Regions from separate parts of the Homo sapiens genome. Here region 2 is linked to region 1. The links are chromatin contacts, found by Hi-C or POLR2A ChIA-PET in ENCODE. All regions are on one chromosome and are shown on one strand. The core of a region is the stretch at or near the end of the contact, and the rest is flanking DNA. Distances in the headings are between cores, read along the strand shown.

Region 1 (3,560 bases), core at 458-2,957:
GCTAGAGCCTCCGTTTGAGTTTGTGCAGTGTGACAGGCCCTGCCCTCTCCCTTCCCTTAGCCCCTCTCAGGCAGCAGCAGTTCTGCCAGAACCGAGGCCCTTGAGCGCCATCCGCCCCAGGGCCCAGCAGTCAGGACCTCAGCTGTCCACCCTCTGCCAGAGCTTGGGGGTTGGACAGCCACGTGCCGGCCCCAGGTTCGTGTGAGGGGTGGGCCCACGGCCAGCTGCTTTCATGTAGTGTGACGATTGCTGTTGTCATTTGGGAATTCTGAGCTCAGACGGACAATAGGGACTGAGACCCCACCCTGGGCCTGCCATTGAAACAAAAGGAGGAACAGATCTCAGGGACCCCCCTGTACCCCGAAAGGTTTGGGGGTGAAGCGAGGTGGGGTTTGAGTCCAGGCAGCTGCCGAGGCCCCAGGCTGGGGAGAGGCCACCTGTGATCTCCCATCGGGACAGGCAGGTGCTGGCAGCCTTCCTGGGGAGGGGCAGGGCTGGCAGCAGGAAAGGTCAGATGTGCTCTGGACCAGATGGGGGCTGCAAGCTCCCCAGCGGCAGCATGGCCCCACCTCACTCACCACGGCCCTCACAGCACTGAGCCTGAAACACCACGATGAGCTTGTGGAAGAGGTGAGCCTGCGGACAGTGTCCCCTCCATGTTTGACACGTCACTGCTCCTGGGGCAGGAGACCCTGAGAGCAGCTGTCCCAGGTCTGCACTCGACATCCATCCAAAGGAGGACATACCACAGACATGAAGCCAGGGGACTGATGAAGTGGCCGTAGATGGTGCCTGAAGGAACCCATCCTCAGGAGACTGCAGAAGCCTCTGTTGTGCCAAGAGTTAGAGGGAAGGGGGCTGGCGCCGGCCCCACTGCAGTGCATTGCCTGGCGTCTCAGCCCTGGTCTCCCTTGGGCTAAGACTCCCCACCCGGTGCTCATTCCAGCGGCACAAGAGTCCTGCTGACCCAAGACCAAGGACCCAGCAAGGACTGTGGAAACAGGGTTCAGCCAAGTGGTGATGGACACTGACCAGTGGCCCCCAGCGGCCCTCCTGCCCCTCCCTGGCCAAGCTGCCCAGCTCTGAGTCCTTACGGAGAGGACCTGCCTGCAGCAGTCTCCATGTCCCGTTACAGGGGAGCAGTGACAGGCACCAGTGGTGGGTGGACAGAGAAGCGCCCCTGCCACGTGTGAAGCAGGCCAGGGCCCAGAGAGGGTGGTGCTTCCTCTTGCCCTGGCCACATCCCTCCCCACCATGTCAGGCCCAGCAGAGAACATGGTGCAGCACGCAGATGCCAGAATCAGACAGCCTGAGCTCATCCCCCACCTCCGCCTGCCCTCTCTAGCGGTCAGACCCTGTGGGCCCGTTTCCCCAGCTGCAGCGAAGGAGTCGATGCATGGAAAGCCTTTCAGGCATGCCTGGCTCAGGCAGCGCCGGCCGAGTGTGCATAGCTATCATTTCTGTTATGGTCACTGACACTGAGCAAGGCCACCAGCCCAACCACAGCATTGTTGAGGGTCACAGGACGAGGATCCTGGGTGGGCAGGAGAGCACTGCCACGTTACGCCCTGCCCTGACTCTGAGGAAGCTGAAAAGGTTGTGAAGAATCATCCTGGGAGCCCTTCAAGAAAAATGGTTCCAAGTCCCTCCAGGCTCTGCCCAGGGCTGGCTTGGCCTGATCAGCACGTGTGTGGTGTGAGCCACTATTCTGGCCTGCCTGACTTCATCAGCCGGTGAACCAGGGCAGGTGTGGGAGGCTGCGTACGCATGGGATATCTGCACGGCTGGCTGTGGGCAGTTATGGTTGTGGGTGTACCTGTGAGCACAGGGCTCTAGGACTCAGCACAGAGGGAGCCCTGGGGTCACCCTGCATCTCTTGCTGACCTGAGACATTGAGAAAGTAGATTGTAAGACACTCAGCGTCACTCCAAAACAGCCAAGTAAGGAACTCCTAAGTGTTCACCCAAGTTGGGCAGGGTAAGGAGGGCCATGTTCAACTCCAGGTGGGGACACTATGTGGACCCCCAACCCCAGCCTTCAGGGCTGGCCCAGGTCCTGTCAGAAGCTATAGGCCAGCCAGAAGGAGTTGCCGGTTACAGACGGGGAGGCCATCTCCCCTCTGGCCCTGGTTTTTAGTCAGCCAGAGGAGTCCCAGGCGTTAGGGGTAGGCTAGAGAGCTGATTTGAAAACCTAGAGACATTGGCGCTCTGTCCCTCCACATTTCCACATGGCGCCACAATGTCCTGAGTGTCTGATGGCCGTGGCCACCCAAGAGGGGGGTGGAGGAGGGAGGCCATGTCCTGGGAGGCTGGACTCTACTTTGCTCCATGTCCCTGGACCACTGTGTTGGGCAGGAAGGGAAGAAAGGTCAGCCCTTCTTCCCACACTGGCTGAAAAATAAGGAAATGTGAGCCTCCTCTTACTTCCGGCTGAGAATTAGGGCCAAGGTTCTACTTGGCTGTCCTAGTCTTCAGCAACTGGTGTTGAGCCCTCTTGCCCTGATGTGCCGTGTGGCCCTTTCCCAGTAGTGGTCTCTGAGGGCCACGTCACACAAGCCAGAGCCACCCAAAGCCCTTTGCTGACCCCAACTCCCACCTGGACCTCTGGTTTGGGGTCAGCAGACAAGGCAGAGGAACTGGACTCCCCTGAGTCTGTGCTGTGATGCCCAGGCCGAAGCCATGCCAAGGCACAGCCCAGCACATTCAGATGGCACGGGGAGGCTCGAAGCCCACAGCACTTCCTCCACCTGTCACTGGCTGGTGGCCTTGGGCTAGCTGGGAGGTGCAGTAGCTTTCCCAGAGGCTGGGGACGGGGCACAGTGGGGAGGCCCAGCAGTTGCTTCCTTCTTCCAGGCTCCTGGGCCCAACCCGGCCTAGGGTCCAGCTCTGAAGGCAGCATGGCCAAGTTATCCAGCCTTAGAGGCGGTCGGGTGAGCAGGTCTGGGTGTGAACCCTGCTGCCTGTGAGAATTGGGCCTCAGTGTTCCTCTCTCTGATATGGACACAGTGGCGCCTATAGGGTTGACATGTCCAGCGCAGCGCTCAATACATGGTGATGCTGCCCAGATGGAAGCTTCTAGAGTGTCAAGTGGGGAGGACTGTTTCTCTCTCCCTCTTCCCATCCCCACTCCCAGAGAGCTGGGCCCGTCATGCTCCAGGCTTGGTGTTCCTCAAAAAATCCACGGAGAAGTCCTCAGGAGGGACTGTGGAGGCTGGGCGGGGCCAGGCCGGGCCTGGGCCCTACGCACCCAGAGCCAAGAGGAAGACCTGGCCTTGCTCTGACGGACCCCGCATGCCGAGTGCCTACTGTGTGCTCTGCGCTGGGGCGTGACGAAGATGCTGGCAGAGACCTCCTGGCTTAGGGAAGGCTTTGTGGCCCCTTTGGGGGGTGGTACCAAGCAGAGGAATCCCAAGCTGGAAGGCGGTTTCCGGCAGTCCCCAACCCTGTCTCCTGCCCCTGGCCAGGGCACTGCACAAACCAAAACTGAGCTCCTGCGGGCAGCTGGGAGGAAGCGGGGATGTGAAGTTGTTTCCTCTTCACCCTCAGTGCTCGTCCTGCCAA
Region 2 (3,987 bases), core at 951-3,450, 86 kb before region 1:
CCCCTAATAGTCCTGGGGAACTTCCCCTCCCATGTTTCTGCCAGGCAGTTGTCACTTTAAATTGCCAAGCTCTCAACTGTCACAGCTGATCTGTTCCTGGAGCAAAGGGAGCAGAAAGGTGACAGTGGGTGTCCCCTCCCCCTGGCCTTGTCCAGGAGATGAGGCTCACAAGGACAGCAGTCGGCTCTGCCTGGTCAGCTTTGTGAGTGTTGCTCTGAGCATGCCCAGTGATCTGTGGTGGTGAGGGACCTGTCCTAGACTGGGAGCAGGGGTCTGGTTGTGCACTTTGATGAGCCACCGTTTCATTTTGTGGTCAGGCTCCACCAGGCAGTGGACACATTGGCCTGTGCAGCCCCCTCTGAACAATTCTGAATTAAGGTGACACAGGAATAGCTTTCTCGTCACCCTCCCCTGCCCCCAGTATGATGCCCACCTCCTCATTACAGTTGGCAAGATGGCCAGGCTGCTGAAGCCATGTGCAATTAGAGCCCAGAAACCAGATTTAAGGGGAAAGAAGAGAAATTGCCTTAGCGGTGCCATCTCCTCCCACCCCCCACCCCCCACAGGAAAAGATAAACTGAGAGGTGACTTGGGGTGGCCACAATGCCCACAGCCCAGCCATTAAGCATCAGTGCCGGAGGGAGCATCCCGGAGCCACCCTACTGTGTTAGAGATGGAGAACTGAGGCCAGAGAGAGGCAGGGACATGTCCAAGGTCACACAGCGTATTCAGAGCCGAGGGGCCCTGTCCCCAGCTCTCCAGCAACCCAGTCATCCTGAGAGGGCTGCTTCCTGGGGAATGCTCGGAGGACTCGGTGTCCCCTCAGAGGTCTCTGCAGTGGAGGGACAAGGGAGGGGGCCTGTGCTCACCTCTGCAGGGGACTGTCTCCTGCACGGTTTGCAAACATTAGGTAATCTTGGGTCTCATGACTGGAGTTGCCACTCTCTTTCAAGGCTGCTTAAAGGGCCCATGGCAGCCCGCCCTTCCAGCCGCTGCTCTGACCAACCTGCCCTGCCCTGCCTGTCCCATGCCTGCTGTCCCCACACCACCACCCTTGGTTTTAGTCATGCTCCCTTCCCCCATTGTCCAGAGGGGAGTGCTGAGGCCACACCAGAAGAACTGCGACCATTTGTGTCCTCAGCTTTCCTGCACACAGTTTCAGCCATTGGTATAAGGGGTGGACCTAAGCACCTAAGTGTCCCCAGCCAAGAATACAGCCATCCTTTGTTCTTGTAGGAAGCTGCCCATCACTGGGCTGTGCAAGCTGGAGCTGCCTTTGTGCTGGTCAGGGAGTCTGAATCTGGCCTCTGGTAGGAGAGTTGACCAGAGCCCTCATCACTCCCCCTGCCCCTCATAATTAGGCAGGTGGGGAGTGGGGGGCTGCTCATTCCTATCAAGAGGTGTTTCTCACGTGCAAGAGGCTGGCAAAAGCCCATTCTGTTGGTGAGGTCCGTGTAGACTGGGGTCCCACGCACTGCCGCATCTCAGATCAGCATTCATTACCACCATGCAGTGAGATGCAAACCTGCTTGTGGGAGCAGCATTTTCTGGAGCCCCCTGCCTTTCCACTGGGCCCCCGCCTCGCCCTGCTTTGGCTCCTGCGGGAAGGAACACCCCACCCCTGCCATCTGGCAAACTCCGTTCATCCTTCATCACCCTCATCCATGATACCTCTTTGGCAAATCCTGCCCTGAGTCCCTGAATCTTCCCCGCGGGGATACCATTATCACTGAACAGAAGGGCGATGCAAAGCAGGGCGCAGGTAGGGACTGACTTTAGACCCCTGGTAATATACCAGTCTTCCAGACTCCCTCTCACCCCCTGCCTCGGGGCTATTCAGTGGGGCCATCATAGCAAGCGTCAGTTTGGAAAAGCAGGAAGCAGGCTGCTAAATTCTCAGTGACTTAGAGAACTGTGACTCAGAGAACTGTGTATGTGGCTTTCTAATCCAGCAGGATTGCAGTGCAAACCCAGCGAGCATTTTTTTCTAAGCATCTACTCCATGCCAGACCTGATCACAGGGGCTTTCACATGTATTTCCCATTTCGTCTGCAAAACCACAAACCTATCATTCCCTTGTATGATGGTTCTCGAAGCATAATATTAAAACAGTGTCAATCCCACAGGCCAGCTGGAATGATGTAGGATGCTGCACCATTGATTGTCCTTTCAGCGTTGCTCGGTTGCCCCAGAGCCCCAGCAGTTTACCAGTCTGTGTACCCAGACACCCTCAGGGTGGCATTCCTCTGGGAAGGGCTTCAGACTCAAGTGCGCGGAGTCCAGACTGACCCAAATAAATCCCTGCGTGCCGTGTGTGACAGCATAGAAAGCCAGCTGTGGGAGCTAATGACCTCTGTACACACAGCTTGGGCCTTACCTGCTGTCTTTTTAGAAGGTAACCCTGGCCTGCGTCATTCCTTATCCAGTTGTGCTTACACAATTTCTTCTTCCAGACTGTGAACTCCCTGAGGGCAGAGTGGGGCCTGAGGCATTACTTCATCCCTAGTGCCAGGGGAGGATATAAGTTCTTGTTGTGCCTGACTGAGACTGAGCTGAATCCAAACAAGGAACAGGCTGCCTTAGAAGGCAGTGAGTTTCCCTCATCGGTGTGTGGAGTGAGGCCAGGTGGAGGATTCACAAATTTCAGTTAGCTGAGATGCCCTGCAGGACCATTTTAGCTCCAAGACTCCCACAGCCAATGATTTATTTTTTCAGTGATCCAAGGACTTGGTGGAAAGCTATCAGGATAGTAACACAGGTTTGTAACAATCCTAAAAGTGCCAACGTGTTTTAATAAAGCCAAGTGCCGAGGGGTATTATGGGAGCATTTCATTATTTAGCTCAGCCAGATGCTGAACTAGGACCAGGTTTGGGGCTTATCCAAGTGGACTGAGGGTTTGGTATAAAAGGAACCAGGAAGAAAATTGAGCATCTTATGGCTAATCCTTGAGCAGCAGCTGGGGTCTCTGTCTGTCACTCTAACTTAGGAGGCCTTTAGGTCAGAGAGCCGGACTCTTTGTTGCTCTGGACAAGTCCCTTCCCCTCCCTGAACCAAAGCTTCCCCATCTTTATCATGGGGGACCTAATCCCTACCCAGGCTTCCTTACTGGGGGCTGCGAGTTTGGAAGAGACCGGAAAAACACTTTAGAAGTCAGAACCAGCACTCAGGAGGGTTGAGGGCGGGTGAGGACAAGAGGGACTGAATCCCACAGATCGTGGTAAGCTCAGGTGTGTGGAGTGGCCCAGGGCCAGCCAGCCTTTTGGGGGCTTCAGAGTCATGGATGGGGTTCAGCCTTTCTGTGCTTCCAGTTCAGTGATCCTAGGGGTGCTTGAAGGCAGCTGGGCTGGGTTCGAATTCCAGCTGTCAGCTTCCTAGCTTTGTGCATGACCTTGGACAAGTCACTAGGCCTCCCTGTTTTCTCCTCTTTAAAATGGGGTGATGATGGTACCCACCTCCTAAGGCAGTTATGAAGATAATTCTGTGAAAGTGTGTCAGTATCATACAGTTGTTTTTCTGTTTTCTCCTTTGGGATATCACAGAAGCCACCAGGGATTTCTAGGATCTGAAAGTGCAAATAGAAGCATCAGCTCCATTCATTTACTCATTCAGCAAATATTTATGGAGCACCTACTATGTGCCAGATTTTCAGTTTGGTGCTGGGGTTACCACTGGAGCAAAAGAGACCGAAAGCCATGCCCTCCGGGAGCTTTTATTCTAGTGGCAAGAGACCCACAATACATAAGCAAACAAAATAATTTTGGAGTGCTAAATGCTAAAATCAACCCATCTGCTCCAGTTGGTGTTAAATGTGATTTGCAATGGAAGAACTCTTCCAAAGAGACCAGAGAGGAGAGCCTTGGTTTGGGCTTTGCCTAACCTAGATTCTAGTCTTGGCCCTGCTGGCTTCTAACTTGCTTTGCATCGTTGGGCAAGTTCCTTCCTGTCTCTGATCCTCAGTTCTTGTCTGTGACATAAGAGAGCAAGAT

The links. A loop is a pair of places that touch in the nucleus more often than their neighbours do. ChIA-PET counts read pairs that join two places held with the same protein, here RNA polymerase II (POLR2A). Pooled maps may share reads with other maps.
Region 2: a map of posterior vena cava shows a loop between it and region 1 (3-fold over the local background). The contact joins two enhancer-like sites. A Hi-C loop is called at or near these places in 65 of 168 maps with a recorded cell type or tissue (B cell, CD8-positive, alpha-beta T cell, Caco-2 and 38 more), 21 of 37 single-sample maps with no recorded cell type and 44 of 50 pooled maps. POLR2A ChIA-PET finds 5 or more read pairs at or near these places in 5 of 52 experiments (CD8-positive, alpha-beta memory T cell, WTC11, activated B cell and 2 more).

The regions. Positions count from the first base shown.
Region 1 is chr3:12,903,317-12,906,876 of GRCh38, reverse strand. All of the region lies in intron 12 of IQSEC1 (IQ motif and Sec7 domain ArfGEF 1), which reads left to right. All of the region lies in intron 4 of LOC105376956 (a long non-coding RNA gene), which reads right to left. Among named protein-coding and RNA genes, the nearest start is that of LINC02022, 20 kb to the right of the region's middle. Within about 2 kb of position 1,707, at least 3 of the 41 ENCODE cell types and tissues checked have a DNase peak (open chromatin) inside an H3K27ac peak, as active enhancers do; they include gastrocnemius medialis, where a contact is called at or near this core.
Region 2 is chr3:12,988,914-12,992,900 of GRCh38, reverse strand. The region is part of intron 1 of IQSEC1 (IQ motif and Sec7 domain ArfGEF 1); the gene reads left to right. Among named protein-coding and RNA genes, the nearest start is that of IQSEC1, 83 kb to the left of the region's middle. RefSeq lists a silencer at 678-972 and an enhancer at 678-972. Within about 2 kb of position 2,200, at least 7 of the 41 ENCODE cell types and tissues checked have a DNase peak (open chromatin) inside an H3K27ac peak, as active enhancers do; they include gastrocnemius medialis, where a contact is called at or near this core.